Linked DNA regions of Homo sapiens: regions 1, 2 and 3 are each linked to region 4. A link is a loop called in an ENCODE intact Hi-C map of the cell type or tissue named here. Cell type or tissue: PC-3. All regions are shown on one strand. Region 1 overlaps LOC107985255 (a long non-coding RNA gene). Region 2 has its middle 14 kb from the start of LINC02769. Region 3 has its middle 70 kb from the start of CAMK1G. Region 4 has its middle 120 kb from the start of LINC01696.

What was found. Hi-C counts contacts between places; a loop is a spot of excess contacts. Peaks named below come from ENCODE experiments on the same cell type or tissue, not always from the same donor. Only the 100,000 strongest peaks of a DNase experiment are listed, where the experiment ranks them.
Region 1: a loop joins it to region 4, with 9 times the contacts of the local background. A loop is called at or near these places in 10 of 110 quality-filtered maps.
Region 2: it touches region 4 in a loop (15-fold over the local background); 61 of 110 quality-filtered maps call a loop at or near these places.
Region 3: it touches region 4 in a loop (4-fold over the local background); 11 of 110 quality-filtered maps call a loop at or near these places.

What each region holds. Positions count from the first base shown.
Region 1 is chr1:209,074,419-209,079,418 of GRCh38, forward strand. All of the region lies in intron 1 of LOC107985255 (a long non-coding RNA gene), which reads right to left. Among named protein-coding and RNA genes, the nearest start is that of LINC01774, 100 kb to the left of the region's middle. In PC-3, CTCF peaks have their summits at 2,469 (motif pointing right) and 2,671; DNase peaks (open chromatin) are centred at 363 and 2,473; H3K27ac peaks cover 1,088 bases.
Region 2 is chr1:208,650,173-208,655,172 of GRCh38, forward strand. No RefSeq gene overlaps it. Among named protein-coding and RNA genes, the nearest start is that of LINC02769, 14 kb to the left of the region's middle. RefSeq lists a silencer at 2,187-2,373. In PC-3, CTCF peaks have their summits at 2,322 (motif pointing right), 2,526, 4,250 (motif pointing right) and 4,464; DNase peaks (open chromatin) are centred at 2,319 and 4,249.
Region 3 is chr1:209,511,015-209,516,014 of GRCh38, forward strand. No RefSeq gene overlaps it. Among named protein-coding and RNA genes, the nearest start is that of CAMK1G, 70 kb to the right of the region's middle. In PC-3, a CTCF peak has its summit at 2,507 (motif pointing left); a DNase peak (open chromatin) is centred at 2,487.
Region 4 is chr1:209,204,974-209,209,973 of GRCh38, forward strand. No RefSeq gene overlaps it. Among named protein-coding and RNA genes, the nearest start is that of LINC01696, 120 kb to the right of the region's middle. RefSeq lists an enhancer at 2,917-2,976. In PC-3, a CTCF peak has its summit at 2,873 (motif pointing left); DNase peaks (open chromatin) are centred at 2,878 and 3,858; H3K4me3 peaks cover 1,447 bases; H3K27ac peaks cover 1,625 bases.

The DNA.
Region 1 (5,000 bases), 130 kb before region 4:
CACAAATCTGAAAAGAAATTAAGCAAGACCTATAGAAGAAAACTATAAAACTTTCCTCAATGAAGGAGAAGAGTCTAATATTAATGTCAAGGCATACCATGTTTCTGAAATAGAAGCCTCAATATAGTGAATATGTCAATCCTCTCCAGATCTACAAGTTCACTAAAATTTTCTATCAGAATTACAAGAGTTTTTATTTGTTCATGTTTTTTAAAATTTGACATTTCTAAAGTTTATACATAAAATGATTTATGTAAAAGAGCAAATAAATTTTTGGAAAAGAAAAATAAATGAGTGTTTGTCATACAGATATCAAAATACACTATAAACCTACAACTGTATGGCATGGTATTGACTCAGGAATAGATTCATAAGTAAGTAGCAAACTAGCACTCAGTCATTATACAAACAGACATTTAGTGTATATAAGAAGATATTTCAGATCAGTGGGGAATCAGGGATCAGAAAACCTTTTCTTTACAAGACAATATTATAAATATTTTAGACTTTGGGGGACAAAGTCTCTGTTGCAACTACTCAACTCTGCTACTGTAGTGTGAAAACAGCCATAGGCAATACTAAACAAATAGCTGTGTTCCAACAAAACTTTATGTACAAAAACAGGTACTGAGCAAAATGTGGCCTTTGGACCACAGTTTGCCAACTTCTTGTGTAGACTAGTCAATAAATAGTGTTGAAATTAGCTTTTTGGAAAAAAGTCTGAACTCTCCCACTATGCACAAAAATAAAATCCATTTAAATGCAAGCATCTAAATGTGAAAATGAAAACTATAAAAGTATCAGAAAAAAGTAGAAGACACAGAAACATGAAAAAAATTAACAGATGTGATTACATAAAGCTTTAAAGGTTCTATACTCAAAAGACTGAAAGTAATTATAAAACACCAGGAAAGACTGGGAGAAAATATTTGCAATGATTGTATGAAACAAAAGATTAATATCCAAAATATATAAATCACACCTACAAATTAATTTTAAAATATATAGACTAAATTTTTAAAAATACGAACAGGAAATTCACAGAAGAAATCAAATAGCCAATGAAGATTAAGTTGCTCAGCCTCACCAGGAATAAGAAAGAGGGCAGCCAGGCATGGTGGCTCACATCTGTAAGCCCAGCACTTTGGGCGGCCAAGGTGGGTGGATCACCTGAGGTCAGGAGTTCAAGACAAGCTGGCCAACATGGTGAAACCCCGTCTCTACTAAAAATACAAAAATGAGTTGGACGTGGTGGCACGTGTCTGTAGTCCCAGCTACTTGGAAGACTGAAGAAGGAGAATTGCTTGGACCCGGGAGGCGGAGGTTGCAGTGAGCCGAGATCGCACCACTGCACTTCAGCCTGGGTGACAGAGTGACACTCTGTCTCAAAAAATAAATAAATAAATAAAAAATAAGAAAGAGGTGAAAAATGTATACGCTTTTCTCTCTCTCTCTCTCTCTCTCTCTCTCTCTCTCTCTCTCTCTATATATATATATATATATATATATGTATATATATTTTTTCTATATTAGCAAAAAAAATCAGCATGGGCAAGAATACACAAAAATAGACAATCACGTACTATTTGTGAGAGAATGAGTTAACAAACTAATTTCTAGAAGACAGTAATATCTAAGACAATTTTTAAATACATACCCTTGGACATAATAACAGTACTTGTTGGGATCAACTCTAAAATGTTTGCATAGGTGTACAAAGATTTCTTTTTGCATAAGTTTGTTAACTTATGTTTACTTGTAATGGTGAAAAACTAGAAATACTAACTGCAGACCAAAGGTGGAACAATTAAGAATAAGGTAGACGTATTTGCTGATGTAAGACACAAATCCAAGAGAAAATAGCCAGATGGAAAACAATACAAATAAGAATTATAACACAGCATGAACTCATATTCTTAAAAAAAATTATACATTAATAGAAAAAATCATTTTTTAAGCAGGGCTGAAAAAATTCCCATAGTAGTAGTTACTTCTTGGAAAGGCGGGGCTCCAGGGAGGTAAATGTTAATGTTTTAATCTATATGTATGCCAGTACTGGAACCTTTTCCAAGATCTACTGTAGTTTATCAGGGAGGAACAGGACCCATCTCCAGCAGACAAATCTGCCTGCCGGTCCCTTGCCCTTTCATTTTCCTATATGCCTCTTTCTCACATCGGCCAGTGTGTCTTTTAATTTTGCTTATCAGTTGTTGTGAGTTGAATTATGTCACCCAAAATATATGTTCAAGTCCTAATGCTCATACCTGTGAATAAGACCTTATTCGAAAATAGGTTTTTGCCATTGTAATCAAGTTAAGATGAGGTCATGCTGAATTGGGGTAGGCTCTACAAGAGAAAGGAGAAGGATATTTTGACACAAAGACACAGAAAAGACACACCGATAGAAGATGACCATGTGATGAGGGAGGCAAAGATTGAAGTGCTGCAGCTGCTAGACAAGGAACTCCAGGGGGCACTAGAAGCTAGGAGAGAGGGGTGAAACAGATTCTCCCTCAAGCCTCCAGGAGGAAGCCACCCTGCTGACACCCTGATTTTGGACTTCAGGCCTCCTAAACAGTAATATAATAAATTTCCATTGTCATAGCCACCCAGTTTGTGGTAAGTCAGTACAGCAGTCCTAGAAAACTAATACAACGGTGTTTACCAAAAACTGTGTTTTTGATCCACCATCCAGTCTGTGCATGTTATCTACAAAAAGAAGAGCAGCCAAAAAGGTGTCTGATAATTGTCAGATATCTGATAATTGTCAATTATCAGACACCATTTTGGCTGCTCTTCTTTTTGTAGATACACATGCACAGAGTAACAAGTACAGGGTAACTATTACCCTGTTATGAATAGGGTTCAAACAGAGGTAGGATGACTACCAGCTAGGGTATTGTATGAGAGATTTCTGCACTGAAGGGTGGACTAGATGCCTTCCTAACGTTCATAAACGTAGGAGTCCATGAGTCTCTGTGACAGAACAGCATCGTGCTTAACAGCAAGGATTTGGAATGAGAAAAATCTGGTTTGGAATTCTGATTTCACTACACACTAACTACCTGACCTTGAAAAAATTTCTTAATTGCCAAGAGCTGAAAATAATAATGCTTTGTTGTTGTTGTTGTTGTTGTTGTTGTTGAGATGGAATCTCGCTCTGTCGCCCAGGTTGGAGTGCAGTGGAGCGATCTCAGCTCACTGCAAGCTCCGCCTCCTGGGTTCACGCCATTTTCCTGCCTCAGCCTCCCAAGTAGCTGGGACTGCAGGTGCCCGCCACCACGCCCAGCTATTTTTTTGTATTTTTAGTAGAGAAAGGGTTTCACCGTGTTAGCCAGGATGGTCTCGATCTGCTGATCTCGTGATCCACCCTCCTCAGCCTCCCAAAGTGCTGGGATTACAGGCGTGAGCCACCGCGCCTGGCCAATAATGCTGCTTTAATGCATCAGCATTCTTAGATAAAAGCAACTGACACTCCCTAATAATTCAAGAACAGAAATGTGTTAAAGGAATGTGTTAAAGGATATTGTATAGTTTACTGGAAGCACCAGCAATCCAAAGGCTGCCACTGAAGTCTCTAGAACTAGTTATAGTTACTGCTGTTGCAGCTACATGATACTAACTAGAAAAGATTTTTTTGGTAGCTCTTCCTTTTTCTTGTCAGTATGTAAAGTGAATGTCTCATTGGTGGAACCCAAGTCGTGGGCCCATGCCCTAGCTGCTAATGGGGCTGGAAATTGAATGATAATGGTAGCTATTATTTACCGAGTATTTACTACGTGCCAGGCACTTTTGTTGTATTTGCATATATTAATTCACTTAATCCCCACAAGAACTCTGTGAAATCAGTATGTCACCCCCATTTTCACTGATGAGGAAACAGAGGCACAGAAGAGCCAGGTAACTTAACCAAAGTACCCAGCAATATGTGCAGAGCTGGGATTAAACCCTAAATTATCCAGCTCCAGACCCTGCCATCATTGGGAATACTCCTTTCTGCTCTTCATCTGGCATTTTCAACATTGACAGAGGTGGTCACTGACCACTTCAAAAAGCAACAGATTCTTCAAACATAAAAAGAGGATTCAGATTCTGAATAGCCAAATAAAAAAAAAAAAAAAAAGAAACACAAATGTTTATTACCTTTGTCTACAACTTATCTCACAGAGCTGTCACATATTAAAAGAACAATGTGACCGGGTGCGGTGGCTCACGCCTGTAATCCCAGCACTTTGGGAGGCCAAGGCCGGTGGATCATCTGAGATCAGGAGTTCAAGACCAGCCTGGCCAACATGGTGAAAGCCTGTCTCCACTAAAAATACAAAAAGTAGCTGGGCATGGTGGTGCACACCTGTAATCCCAGCTACTCGGGAGGCTGAGACAGGAGAACCGCTTGAACCCGGGAGGTGGAGGTTGCAGTGAGCTGAGATCGTGCCACTGCACTCTAGCTTGGGTGACAGAGCGAGACTCCATCTGAAAAAAAAAAAAAAAAAAAGGAAAAGAACAATGCATACCTAATGACTAACACAGTGACTGGTGCAAAGCATCCCATCAGTGGAAATTGTTTTTGTAATAATTGTTTTGTAATAATAGTTGCTATTACCACGTCCTTCTTGACTTTGACCAACCACTTCTGGGCTGCTTCTGCCAGTTGTTACCTATTCTAGTATAGCTCTACCACTCACTCTCTGACCCCAGGCAAGTGACTTCACCTTTCTGAGCCTCAGTCTTCTCATCTGTAAAATGGAGATGTGTTTGGAAAGGGGCAAAACTGTGTTCTTTCCAGGAACCTTCCAATTTTGATGTTTTTCAACTCAGATCTTCCAGTCCCTAATGCCCAATCCCTTCCCATGGAATTCTGTAATTCTTATAATTCATAACTTACAATTTCATTCCAGGTTACATGCCACCTTCTACTGTTCTATAATCATTACCAGTTGTTTCCTCCTGAAATTGTGTTGCACAAAATGGCTTTTCAGAACATAGTGTTTTCTGGAAAG
Region 2 (5,000 bases), 550 kb before region 4:
TTCCCTTGATGTTATTATTAGTAAAGCATCAGACACCTGAGCTGGGAGTCTCAAAATCTAAGGGACTAGTCAGCCTACCAACATCACTGTCTGTGAACCAGCTCTGAACACCTCTTGCCTACGTGCAATAGAGAGACCTGGCAGACGAGGGGACTCTGTAATTACTCTAGGGTACTTAAGACTAATGAACAGGTAAGGCCAGCACAAATAAAGGTGTTAAGATATATGTTGGCCTTCCATTAACCCATTCGATCTCTCACATCAGTCAGTCTAATTAGACAGTGGAGACTTGTGCCAGTGGAGACTTATACTTCCTGAATTCTAAGAAGAAAAGGAAGTAACTGGGAATTGAGGAGTGCAGGGAATTGATTGAAATTCCCCTATGAAAAAGGCACCAGGCATCCTACGTGAACCTTTGCACATAGGCTCTGGGTTAGGGTTGGGCATCATAGTGGTTGTCTGCCTGCCCCATGGTGTTATAAGCAGGCTGGGGCATAGGAAAATGAGGTTGAGAATATACTGCATGTTGTAGTTGGTGTACCTCATAACCTCAATACTGACAGAAACTACCATACAGTCTAGTTCTGTCTCTTGGATTTCTTTTTTCTTGTTAGGGAATGATAAGAGAAAATACCTTGTGGAGGTTACATCTGGCTTGATTTCCTCCTAAGGACTCATCTGGCACAACTAGCAGCCTCTTGCTGAAAGGAGAAATATCCCTTCCTAACTTTCATGTGGAGGACCTCAGCACATCCACAGTAGAGAGCTCAGGAAAGATGCTGTGTTGGTCCTGAGAGGTTTGCACCCCCATCTGGCTTGAATCTCTGAAAACTTCCTGTCCAGCCCTATCCCTTAGGAAAATAGAGAGGGCTTTCTCTTATAAATATATTTTTTAAACAAGTAACATCCAGAAAAAGCAAACCCATCCTTCGCTTGCTATGTCAGCCCACAAGTCAAGACCTCCATCAACAATGCCTTCTTTCTAAAACAACCAAACCACAGAAGATTGCTTCTCTTTCAGAGGATGTCCTGTGATTGTGTAAGCGGCTAAAGGCTGCTGTACTTGAACGTCCAAGTACCAAGAGATGTAGCAGGGAGGGATGACAGGCAGCTTGGGCTAGGGTAGGAGTAGGTGAGGCAATACCTGAGAAATTCTGTGAGAAATTGGAGCCTCTGTAGAGAGGGTGTGGCTGAGGGAGTGGATGGGGTAGAACGCGTTTTTACTTTTCAAACACTTTTTAAAAAATTCTACTGTCAGATGACCCTATTCATTAATTCATTTTCTCCCTGAAGACTATTGAATATTTAAGCCAGGAACCTGAGATGTACCCAGCGATTTCATATCAGGTTATATCCGGCTTAATTTCCTCTTACAAGGACTCTTCTGACACAACCAGCAGCCTCTTCCGTATTCCTGGATGGCCCCATCGTTCACTGCCACAGGGACCCAGCAACCCCCTCCTCTCTGCAGCCAGTCCATATCAAGCCGACTTCTTTTCTTCCCACCGAGAAGATTTGTTATTCTCATGTACGGAGAGGGAATTTAGAGATGAATTTGCAGGTGGAAGAAACTCTCTCCTGACTCAAAAATACTTATGTAAAATTGGCTCCAAACACTAAGCCAATTTTTGTGCAAGGGCTGGGGTTTGAGCCTGGTGAAAAACCAGTCTCTTTTTTCTTTTTTTTCTTTTTTTTTTTGAGATGGAGTCTCTTTCTGTCGCCCAGACTGGAGTGCAGTGGCGCCATCTCGGCTCACTGCAAGCTCCGCCTCCCGGGTCCACGCCATTCTCCCGCCTCAGCCTCCCGAGTAGCTGGAACTACAGGCGCCCGCCACCACGCCCGGCTATTTTTTTATTATTATTTTTTTAGTAGAGACGGGGTTTCACTCAACACTTCCATGTCTTTTCCTAGAGTCAGTAAACAGTTGATCGCAAGTGGGAAGGTAAGGGCTGAGGGCCTGACTCCTAGCTCCTACTTCATGGCTCACTAGCTGAGTGATTTTGCTCAAGAAGCCTAAATTATGACTGATCATCTCGTCTTTAAAAAAGAGATAATGATGTTACAAAATTCACAGGGCCGATGTGAGAATTAAACGTGATAATATTTGTAAAAGTGTTTTATACAACACCATAAGCATAAGACATATTATTCGTGCTGGCTGGAGGCAGATGTCTTGACAGAAAATCTCTGGAGGTTGCTCCCAATATAAACATTCTATGATTCTTCCGGCCATTTAGTCAGAGTGGAGACAAATGGCTGCAGCTGCTACCCTTAGCAACCGGCCTTCTTCGCTGTAGGCTGCTGTTTGTCACAGTGACCACTAGGTGTCACCTCCTTTTAAAATCTCTCCCCCTTTCCCAAGCGAATCTAGATCCTTTCAGAAGCAAAAGGCATTGAAGACGGGGTTTAGTCAAGACTGGGGGAACTTGGAGTACTGTCTCCTCCACAGTGACAGAGGTCTTTTGCAAGGATCAAAAGGACTCTTGAATTTAAGAAACATGGATGCATTCAACACACCACCCTTTCTTGCTTGTTCTCAGCTCTCTCTCAGTACTAGTGAGATTAGACTGTTAATTCAAGTCTGTCCAGAAAAAAACTGTGGAACCATTTTGAGGGGTCTGGGAGAAGAAAACTCGCAGCTTTATCTGAACTCCTTGAGAAGAGAACAGTATGAGGAAAAGCACCTGCAAAGCCCCCTTTCTTTTTCCATAACTAGAAATGTGTCTAATCTCACTGCCAGGACCTGTTTATCAACAAGCTCCTACTCAGATTCCCTCACAACATGCCACTAGCCTGAGCTCAGAGCAAGCAATTTGGTTAAAAAGGCCATTGAGCTCTAAGGGTTTTCACTCCAAGTCAGACAGAAGGAGGCTTCAAGAGGTTCTAAAAAGAACTCTGGACTAAGAATGGGGATACTGAGGCTTTAGGCTTCAAGAGGTTCTAGAAAAAACACTGTGCTGGCGATGGGGATACTGAGGCATTGGTCCAGGCAGTCCACATGCTAGCCGCACCACCTCGGGTGAAATCACTCTTCCCCTCTGCATGTATTTCCTTCTCTGTAAAGGTAAAGATTTGAGTAAGAGGATAATTAAAATCTCCTTCAGAGGCTAAAATTCTATAAAATCACAGAGTTACGTGTGTGGGTAATGTGTCAGATACATAACATTGACATTCATCTGCTTGTTGCCTTGTCAGGACACTTGATGAGGATTCTTGCCAGTTTAAGAAACATGCATCCATTTACTTACTAAACCCCATTCTTTCCCAAGGAGTTCAGATAAAGCCATTAGTTTTCTCTTCCTGAAGCCTTCAGAATGGTTCAGTGGTTTTTCTGGAAAGATTACAACAGACAGTGATGAAAATCCACTCGTGTTCTTATTACTCAGAGGACAAGCCAAAAAGAGCGGTATGTTTAATTTATGCATGTTTCTTAAATTCAAAAGTCCTTTCATCCTTGCTAGTCTTTGCGTGTGCACTATAAACTCCTGAAGGCAGAGGCCACGTCTTCAGTCTATCCTCCTTCCTCTTCCCCCTCCATATAGACTCAATCCAGGGCTCTGTACTCTGCAGTTGTGCAGTAAATACAAATGACTCACTGACATCAATTACAGGGGAAGAAAAGACTTAGTCTAGATGAAAAGTTCTAGAGTATTCAGGTTTAGTATAATATATCAATAATAATGGCTAATCTTTATTTAACACTAATTGATAAGCAAAATAAGGACAGAGATTTGTCATCTGCATTGTTAATTGCTGTATCCAAGAGGCTATAACAGAATAATGCTTGGGACATCTAAGGCATTTGCTAAATATTTGTTAAATAAATAAATGAATGAATATTTACCATGGGTATGTTTTACACATTGCCTTGAGAGGCATTACTATTATTTTCATCCATATTAGGGGGGAAAGAACTGAAACTAAGAATATAAAAGTAACCTGCCAATTCTCATACCTACCGTGGGCAGCAGTGGGATTCATACCAGCTTGTCTGGTCCCCAAATCTACCTTATATATAAAGCTCAACACTATGAAAACAACTTATCATTTCCTTTGATAACATATCTGAGGTGAGAATATATACTTTTCTTTTGTGATGCATTAATAATTGTTTTCCCTCAAAAGAAGAGGATAGGAAAAGATGTTTTCCCAGGTCCCTAACTCCACAGAGTGAAGAGGGGAAACCTTCCATTTCTCTGGAAAGGAAGGTTCAGGAGGAGTCAATTTACAAATCTGGCACTAGGTGGCGAAAAGCAGATTAGCGTATGTGTCACTAAGGACCTGTACTAGGATTAAGCACGGATTAAGTGCTTTGTGTGTGTTGGTGAAAGGATGAATAGGGAAACCCTGGAGGCATTCATAAGAAAAAGAACTTTGGCTTATAAGAAGAGGATTGGAAATTGCCATGATGGAAGAACCCAGGCATGATTCATTTTCTTTCTATAATTCATGTGCTTGTTCTGTAGATATCTGTTGAACACCTATTTATGTCATTATTTTTCTCAGTGCTGGGGATACAGGAGTGAACAAGACAAACATCCCTGCCCATATTATGGAGCTTATGCACTCCTGGCACACCATGGATCCTAAGCAAACTCATATTTCTCCCTTAGTCCTGCTAACCAGGGTTCAGAGAACCTACTGAAGGCTTTGCAGAGATCTTCCCAAACCTGAAAATGAAAATCATAAGAGTTGAGTTATTTTTTCTTAATTATTTCCGATATATTAAACTTCCATAAACACATACACCCTTATTTCATCGCACCTCTTTCCCCATAACTCCCAAAAGTTATGTACATCCTGATTTTATTCTACATCTTTTTTCTAGTCTTCCCAAGGCTGGGGGAAATGGACCCTGTGAAGCACAAGAATGCATAAACTAAATCAGATATTGTAAGATTATTTTATCAATGTTAACTGGCATGAGGAGAGTAATCCTGTACTCGCTGCCAATACTCTTCAAGAAACTGTAAACCTGGTACTGAAAGAGACCTTAGAGA
Region 3 (5,000 bases), 310 kb after region 4:
GTTAAATGCAGAGTCACATCTCTCATGAAAATGCTACACTCTGAAGCCAATCTGTTTTACTTCTTACTCCTTACAAGTGCCTACCTTTTCCACATCTAAGCTTTTGCTCCTACACTCCTACACCTCTCAAAAACTCAGCCATCCACTCAAAAATAAAAAGACAACCGAATTAAAAAGCATCTGTGCCTGACCTGGGCCCAGGATTTGAATAGACATATGTCCCCCAACACCAAAAAAAAAAAATACAAATAGCTAATAAGCACATGAAAAGATGCTCAACATCATTAGTCATCAGGGAAATGCAAATCAAAACCACAACGAGATACCACTTCACACCCTCCAGGATGTCTATCATCAAAAAGACAGACTATAACAAGGACACTGATAAATTGAAACCCTTATTTATTGCTGGTGGGAATGCGGTAAGGTGCAGCCACTTTGAAAAACAGTTTGGCAATTCCTCAAAAAGTTAGACATAGGGATAATATATGACCTAGCAATTCCACTCCTAGGTATACACCCAAGAGAAATGAAAACATGTCCACATAAAAACATGCAGATGAAAGAACTGCACCATTTCTCATAATAGGCAAAAAGTGGAAACAACCCAAATGTTCATTAATAGATGAATGAATAAACAAACATGGGGAATATCTATACAATGGAATATTTTTCGGCCATGAAAAGAAATGAAGTACCGACACCTTTTACAACATGGACAAACCTTGAAAACATTATGCTAAGTTGAAGAAGACAGCCACAAAAAACTATAATTCCATTAATATAAAATACCTAGAATAGGCACATCTATAGAGACAGAAAGTAGACTAGTGGTTGCCTAGGGCTGGGGAGTGAGGGGTGAATGGGGCTGACTGCTCATGACTGCATGTTTCTGTTAGAGGCGACAAAAATGTTCTAAACTTAGATTGTGACAATGGTTGTGTACCTCTGTGAATATACTAAAAACCACTGCATTGTATGCTTTAAATGAGTGAATTTTATAGTATTTGAAGTATATCTCAATAAAGATGTTTTTTAAAAAAGAATACCTTGAAAAAAATTCCATCCGTCCATCAAAGCTTATTGCAGGGGGTGGGGGGCCCTTCCTAGTGCTCACCTTCCTACTCCAAAGTGGCTGCCATTGCTCCTGCTCTTGAGTCCCAGTATTCACTGAGTGTTGTTTCTTCTGTCATTTCTCACCTTTTGTTTCCTATTGTAGTTGTCTCTGTATTACTTTTATCTATTACATTAAGTGGCCTCAATTTTGTGAATATGTAAAATGGAACAGATTCAGTAGTGTTTTCATAAGATCACTCACCCTTGTATTCTGTTTTTTCACACAGGGAAGAAAAGAATGGTGTTTCAGTTCACACAAGAAGCTGTGCCTGACTTGGGCCCAGTCACTAGAGCATGTTGCAGACAAGAATGACATCCATCATAGTGTGTGTGTGTGTGTGTGTGTGTGTGTGTGTGTGTGTCGAGTGTGGTAGCTAGTAGATCTCCAAACTGGGTAAAATCTGCAGAGCCATGATTGAGTTTTGCAGGCTGGGTCTTCTCCATGTCCCCAGGCCCAGGGCTGTACCTCAGCTACAAATCCAAGGAATATGTGTGGAATCCTTCCCTTGGCATTCAGTTTGAGACTCTGTCACCAACATAAGATCAAGGAAACCTGCTGACAGGGTGGCCACCAAGGACAAAACGAAACTAATTCTTCAGTGGTTTTAAGTGTTTCTTTCACCAGGGGGCATTTTCCTTTGGAACGACAAGTTGTCTTTGTTTTTATTTATAAACAAAAATTTGCTGCCACTTCCAGCTTCCCTCAGGGTGAGCCCTATGCACCCAGATGAGCAGAGAAAGGCTGGTTTTTTTCCTTTGTCACTGGGCCCTCCACGGGGACATAGGAGACTGGTACAAGTCCTGTATTTAGGCACAAAGTATTGAGCCATGTCGGCAAGACCAGGAGGAGGTGCAGGATAAGGAGAGGGTGTCATCGACCACAAAACTGTGACACAGAGGCAAAGAGGCAGAAGTAGGGGAAGGCTAGTCCGCTCAGGGCAAAGGGAGGAGGCCTTTACAAATGAGAGACTCGGCAGCCTCTCTGGAAATGGGAACTTGTGCTGAAGTTGGCTCTCATGGAGAGCTCCTGGAAATCGAATTTAACTCTTTTCCCCCAGTGAAGATCAAGCAGAGAAAACAGAGGCAATCCATTTTCAGAGTGTGGCCCAAGTAGTCAGTTGCTGCCAGGGTGTCACTGATGCCTCATTTGCTGGTCACCGACATTGAGGTGAAAATACACAACAATTGGCATATGTGCATGCACGCGCTCAAAACGCACACACACTACCCCCACTTGCAGCTGGCACTGTGGGTGCTAAAGCTGATCTACAGATGCAGGGAACATGGATGTGCTGCTTATAAGCCTGAGCTGGGAGACAAACCCATAGTGCTCTTCTTTTGGAACCAGATGGGAAAGGCATTCATGTATCGCCACCTAATGGTACTTACACCTCATTACAGTCTTGGACCTGTTCACCATCAACAGGTAGATGGGTCCACTGAGGACTCACAATGAAAGATGTAAACTTGGACTTCAACTTCCAAATGCATATCCCAACTCTCTGGTCACAGCTCATGGTTGGGCCTTAATGAGTGTGTGCAGGGCTGGTTACCAGCGCTGCCTCCGTGCCCCTATTCCACATCCTGTACCTTTTGGCTGCTCTCAGCTATTTCTCTTATACTTCCTAGGATCCCCTTTAGCACAAAGCTTTGATCCCTTTTAACAGGCACTCCTGAGGACTATTACTCCAACAGTTATCACTCACTTTTCCAGATGTAGAATCAGGTGCCGAGGACGGGTCTACCAAGTGATTCTGCCTAGAGCCAACCTGCCACATCTGCCTTCGCCCTATGCTCCAGGTTCCAGCCTGCCTTCGTGGATAAGCCCTGGGTCAATGGGATTTGAAAACCAAAGGATATTTCATCCCCTGCTGCAGGCTCAAGGGCTTAAGGGCTGACAACTCGCTGAAGTCTGGGGAGGTCTTTTTGGCCTCTTTCACCTGCCGGTTATATCAAACCCCTGAGGTTAGCTGAGTGGCCCCTGTTGACTTTTGAGAGCCCCAGGTGATTGGAAATCCTGAGTAACCAATAAGGAAGAAAGGGCCTTTGGGGTTGACCAAACTCTAGAGTGTTTATATTCGTGAGAGCAGGCTACAATGGCCCTGCATCTGCCCTCCTCTCCCTGGGCTCAGCAGTTACTCTCTCCAGCTTCTTTCAACAAAAAGAGTGGGTCCTTGCTTCCTTTTAAAGGTTGGAAGAACAAAGTCCAGAGATGTTTAGCCAGTTGCCCATGATCACACAATGGAGCCCAGTGGAGAGAAAGCTAGGACCTGGGTCCCTCAACTCCCAAGCCTTGGCACCTCCTTCTCAGGCTGGCCTGGACTTCAGACACCCCTGATGAATGCCCCTCTCTGTGAAATGGCATTGACATTGTAAAATGCACTTTGGTTGGTTGGAAGGTAAAGAGTTGTCTTAAGTGACAGGTCCCTGAATCTACTGTACCTTTGAGTAGAGTGCAGTATGAGAAGCTGAAACCATTGGTGTTTAAGTAAATGTACAAGCTGTTCACATGCTCTATTCTCTTAGCTGCAATAGTGGAAGGTTCTAATGCCCTAGGTAGGGGTGGGAAAACCTGGTTGTGACAAACCTCTCTCTCTCTCTCTCTCTCTCTCTCCTCTCTTTTTCTCTCCTACTGTCTCTTTTCTTTTCTATCTTTCCTCTTCCTTCTCCATCCCTCTTTCAAGTTCTTCCTCAGTAATTCCCTACGGTATTTGACCAGGCATTTCTTTTAAAAAAGAATATTCAGGAATTTTTTAAGCCCAAATGCAACTCTTTCCCCTGATTTTGTAAATACTCCTCTACCTAAACATCCCACCCTCCCTTAAAGTCAGCTGGAGGAAAGTCCTAATCATCTTTCCTCTGAACTGGATGGACTCGGGGAGGAACCCATGAAAGAATTATTCATTCTATCACACGAATATGGTATGAAAGCAGTCCTCTCTGTTTTTCCCACTGCATATGGCATACTCCATTAAGAGGTGGATCCAAATGTTACCCAGCCATAGCCAGGAAGACCAGAGAGGGTTGGACGGGCTAAAGATGCTTCTACATGTGCTAGGCACAGGAGACACCAGCCATCTGTTAAGGGGCTAATCTAAACTCTGTTCATAAAATGCTCAACAGAAATTGCTGGCAACAACACATTGTCCTTTGATTATGAATCCAGCTGTCCATTCTAGAATAAGGAAAATTGATCCCCTAATAATACAACTAACTTTTTTGGTACAGAACTTACCTAGTTTTTGAACTGAAAGGCTCGTGTCCTGAGAAATTTCTTAGTCTTAGGCAAACTAAGGTGGTCTCTATAGACCCCAACGTTGTGCTGTTGCTGCTGCTGCTGAGATGATCTCCTTCACCTTTTCTTACACCTTTGCAATAATCTTCCATAGCTGTGAGTAACCTAGATGCATCTCTTCCTGTACCCATGAGGTACCTAGCCTGCAGGATGGTATTCTCCCTCCGCACCCCTGCTCCATGTCCACCAACCTGGTTCAACTTCTTTTGTCCATCAATAATTCCCTGGCTTATTCTATTCATTTTCTAGTTTGAAATACTTGACATCTTTGCTTAGACCCTCTCCTGCATTGCCTATATGCAATTAATCACCAAGTCCTATTGACTTTTATTTTGAGATGTTTGTGGAATCTGCCTTTGTCCATCTTTACTACCATGACAATAACAATAATGATAAAAATAAACTCCAACTTTAAGGACCAATCAGAGTGGACTCAAGAAAGAATGGAAGGAAAGAAATAGGAATCAACACGTATATAGGATTCAGAATTTCTCAAAATTATTTGATGATGAAACTTACTTTTCACAGAACAGCTCTTGGGACCATTGTTCCATGAAATACAGTTTGGTAAAGGCTCATCTAACCCACA
Region 4 (5,000 bases):
AAGGAAAACAGATGGAGATATTGACTAGGCTGTGTTCACTTTGTTTCTGCGATACATCCTCCCTCCCTACCTCCACATTACCATCCAACCCTTTGGGAATTACTGGCCACAAGGACCTTTCCCTGCTTTTGGACATAAGCCTCATACTCATTGCACAAACTCTCCTCTGTGTTTAGAATGTGTCAGGCATTACGGAAGCAAGGATGACAAGGGCATGGCTCCCACTCTTGACAAGATCCTAATCGTGTGCTGAAGACAATTCTGCCATCCCAGTACAGAAGAACATGTTCTACAAGGACTGAGCGAAGTGCTAAGGGAACAAATGCATCTGTTCTGAGTGTCTGGGGCAGCTTCAGAGGACAGGGGACATCTTATAAAAGGCTGAAGGAGATAAAGAAATTCTGTAGAATTCTGGGCAGAGAAGACATACACGTAGTACAAAAGCAGAAAATTGCTCAGCCTGTTTTGAGCGATGATAAATTCTGTTGAAGAATATTGAAAATAAGAGTTGTAAAAGTTGGTTTTACAACTGTTTTACAACAGTTGATCTTACTGTCAATTGCTTTATATGCTACAGTTAGCCGAGTCCTTTTAATTGCAAGTAACAATACCCAGGCTGGAGCTCAGGTTTGGGACAGGGAGAGTTGTTCTCATTGTTAAGAAAAACTATTATAGAAGTGCTAAGATGTCTCACAGGACTCAGGAAGAAGGATACAGTTAGGCTTCAGAAACAACTGGAAGCAGGCCGGGCATGGTGGCTCACGCCTGTAATCCCAGCACTTTGGGAGGCTGAGGCGGGTGGATCACAAGGTCAGGAGATCGAGACCATCCTGGCCAACATGGTGAAACCCTGTCTCTACTAAAAATGCAAAAAAAAAAAAAAAAAATTAGTTGGGCATGGTGGCGGGCGCCGGTAGTCCCAGCTACTTGGGAGGCTGAGGCAGGAGAATGGTGTGAACCCAGGAGGCAGAGCTTGTAGTGAGCAGAGGTAGCACCACTGCACTCCAGCCCGGGCGACAGAGCGGGACTCCGTCTCAAAAAAAAAAAAGGAAAAAACTGGAAGCAGAGACTTGCATATTGTCAGTAATCCAGTCATCTAGATATCACAAATTTCTGCTCCTCTCTCTCTCTCTCTCTGCCTGTCTTTTTCTCTGCATGATATGTACGTGTGTTGTTTAAATGCTTTCTCATTTACTTTTCTTGTCCACAAAATGAGAAACATGGCTGCCAACGCACCCTGGCTTTCAGTCTTACATTCAAGGAATGCAAAGAGAAAGTGACTTCTTTTTACCCATTTCAGTGCCAAAATTCCCAGGGAAGAATTTAACTCAACTTAGGTTATGTCAGGTATCTATGGAACAATCTGCTATGGACATGGGGCATTACAATGTTCAAACCAGCATGGGTCCTTTGCCAAGTCCTCAACCAATATAAGAAAACTGGGCACTGGGGGAGGGATGTCTTCATGCAGCTACTATTCTGCAGCCTATGGATAGACAGAGGGTCAAATCCTCAAATTAAAAAAAAAAAAAGATAGTGCTGAGCAGACAGTTCTATAGGAGCCCACTCCACCATGAGCTCCATTCAAAGCCACAGGGAAATATTACCAGCTTCAAGGAGACAATGACATGGTCTGATCCAATCTGTCCCCAAGATACGGACAACAATCTACTTCGGAATTTACCATAGCATCTAATAATTTTATTGTCAGCAAGTGTTTCTTTATATCTGACCTGTCATATCTACACTTCCTTTAGAGAATATGAAATATTCTCCTCATGACCACAGACTCAAAGACAACTAGTAAGTATTTCTAAAATGTGTCCCCTATAATCAAGCACTGACAAAAAGACTGCCACGTAGTGAGTATTCGGCTAGGTTCTAGGTTTTTAATAGCAACTAAGATCCAGTCCATGCTGACAAGGAGTTTGAAGTCTGGGACCTAGCAAGACGGCAAAGACAAATCAAACCTCCACCAACTAGCCAGCAGAGCATTTGGTTATGTTTCTCTGTCCCCTTCTGAAGACCCAGCTCTGTGAGAACTCGGAGGATGCAAAGACTGCCTCTCCCACTGCCCTCCCCATCCCTGACCTCCAGATGTTTGGGTGCCAGCAGGTTTGAACCCAAGATAGGCAACTCTGCACCGAGAGCTCCTCTCCCACTCGCTGGTGTGCAGTTCAGTCACAAAAGAAGCCCTCTAGTTCACAGGCTGCTGAGCCCTGACAAGGAGGAAGCAGAGGGCTTCAGGCCGAGCACAGCCAGCCCACGAGACTCTGTGAATCCACTCCATGGATGCTTGCTTGCCCAGAGGAAGTTGGTACCCTGAGTCTATCATGCCCTTCCTGGTGACCGAGCCTCAGCACTTCCTGAAAGAGTGAGCAGCCTGAGAATCAGGACACCTTGGCTCTCACCCACAGGGAGGAAAAGAGGCAGATAAATACTCCTGGGAATCAGAGAATCGAGCTTAGAAGCTCCACGATCTGCCGGATCAGCTGAGCTAGGCAGAAACTACCATTGCTGGAAACCAGGGCCAGAAAAGGAACATGTGGGTGGCACACGCATGAACATCTGGTGCTTCTGCTGTGACTGGTGACTCTTCCACTCCTCGTTGGGGGGGACACAGGGCCAGGAGACTGGTCCTACCACTTCAACCCCAGCTGTAACCCTAAACCCCCAGCCGAGTTAAACCCCAAATCATTACTCTGGAGGCTTGGGGAACGGAGGCAGGAGTTGGCATTATTTTTCCACGCAAGTCGGAGCCTGAAAGCTTTGTTTCAGCATAGGCGGAAGCCTCCACTCCAGGGCTTGGGGTGGGCTCGGGAGGCCGCCCGCCGTCGGCCTGACTCACAGCGAGCTCGGCGCTCCCTCTTGTGGCTTCTGTGTTCCCCGTCAGCCTCGGGAAGCTGCCGGCCACCACATACAAATGGACTCCGCGTAGTTAAGCTGTCAGGTCTAATGTATTTATTTGACTCTCTCCTGTTAAAATGATTTCTCTACAGCACTGCGGTTATTTACGACTATTGTCAGTACAAGGCGATGAGAAGGCAGCAGCAGAGGAAAACAACAACAGCTGAAGGAAAAGTTCTGTCTGGGAGGGCTGGGTGGCTGGGTGGCTGGGTCCCGGGCTTTCCCGCGGCTGCAGCGGCTGTGTGTTTACTTTATCTGCAGCGGGGGCTTCGGAGCTCATCCATCCATAATGCAGAGCCCATTGCCCTCAGCCCGCAGTTCACGGCCAGCCCCAGTGAGCGCCCTTGCGGAGGAGCTGTGGCCCGGGGAGGACACCCCCAGCTCTTTTGAGCGCTAAACATTTTCACAGAGACCCCGCGAATGGGCTTTTGGCTTTTCTAGGGTCCAGATCGAGTTCTTTCTTATACAGAACCTGGGACCCAGATGTCGTCCCATGGTTTGTCATTTTGGGTACTGTTTGCCAGAATGCCGTCCCTGGGTAGCAGCATCCACGTCACCTAAGAATTTGTTAGAAATGCATACTCTCAGGTCCCACCCCAGGTTGAAAGAATGGAAGTTCCAGGGATGGAGCCCAGTCATCTGCCTTGTAACAAGCCCTCCAAGAGATTCTGATGTGGGCAAGTGTGAGAATCACAGACCTAGAGAGTTAAGCCCCAGGACAGACCTTGAAGTGAGTTTCCACAGAGAAATGACCCAATACTCCTGCACCCCAGTCTCTTCCTTCTTTTAAAGGTTCCTAGAGGCCAGGTGAGTCCCAACCTCCCCTGGAGCTGATTTGGAAAATGATCCGCTCTGACCTGCAGTAGCATGGAACAGGAGTGATCTGAGAGAAGCAGGATAAGGTAGTGGTTAATGACACAGGTCCTGCAGTCAGTCTGTGTGCAAATTTAGATGACTCCACTTACTGCTCCTGTGATCTTGGGGAAATGACTTAATCTCTGTAAAATGAACATGAGATAGCTTTATAGGGTTATTATGACTAGATGAATTCATTCAGAAAAATTCTTTGAAGAGTGGCTGACATGTAGTGTTAATAAATGCTAACTGTGATTCCATTTTGTAATATTGGCTTCCATGTCCATCTCCAAGTCTCAGTCATCACTCAAAGCTGCAGGTTCATGGATAGATCACTTGTTATCAGAAGACCTGTGTTTATATGTAGCCTGGGCTGCTTATAAGCTACAGCACTTGGTGTAAGCCACTTAGCTTCTCTGTGCCTCAAATTTCTCATCTAAAAATCAATACCTATCTCAAGTTTTCATATAAATTATCCCATTTACTCCTCGCACAAGCATTTGTGCTAGGAAAAACAGGTCTCTCACGATGCTCATTATACAAATGAATCAACTAGGACTCAGAGAGGCCAAGTCATGTATTCAAGGTCACACAGCAAGTAGACGGTGAAATCAAGACAGGAATCCATTTCATCTGAGTCCAGGTCTAATAAATTTTTATGAGATAATGCCTGTGAGGGCACTATACAAATGATGGTTATTATTGTTGTTATTTTGGAGGGGCAATCAGAAGAAAACATCCCATTTTCTGAATGTGAATTCAGGAAATTAAAATAACAAACCATAAAGTCCTTCTGAAAAAAAAAAATAAATCAATAACACCAAAAAAAAAGAAAAAACCAACAAAAAATAGAACATTCCGCTATAGAACAAGCAGCAACATTCTGCTGCTATGATTGAGATAAAATCACAAAAATAAATAGAGAAGTGACACCACCATTTTCCCCTTCCTGGGAGATGTGTCTGTGTTCATGAAAGGTACGGAACTGACAGCAGGAGTGGATGGTGTATTTATTCCTGGGACAAGCACGGCCTCATCTGTTTAGCATTTATATAGTGCTTGCCTCCTCTGCTGCACCAAGGCGCCAGGGAGAATGGGTTATCACTGTGAAAGCTGAGGAGCAGCTGAGGTCCCTGAGCAGGACAGAGGGTCTTTCCACAGCTCCACTCCACCCCACCCTGAGTAAGGAAGGGACTGGGTGGCTTCAGACCCTCTCTGCAGGTTTGCCTGTGCTGCTC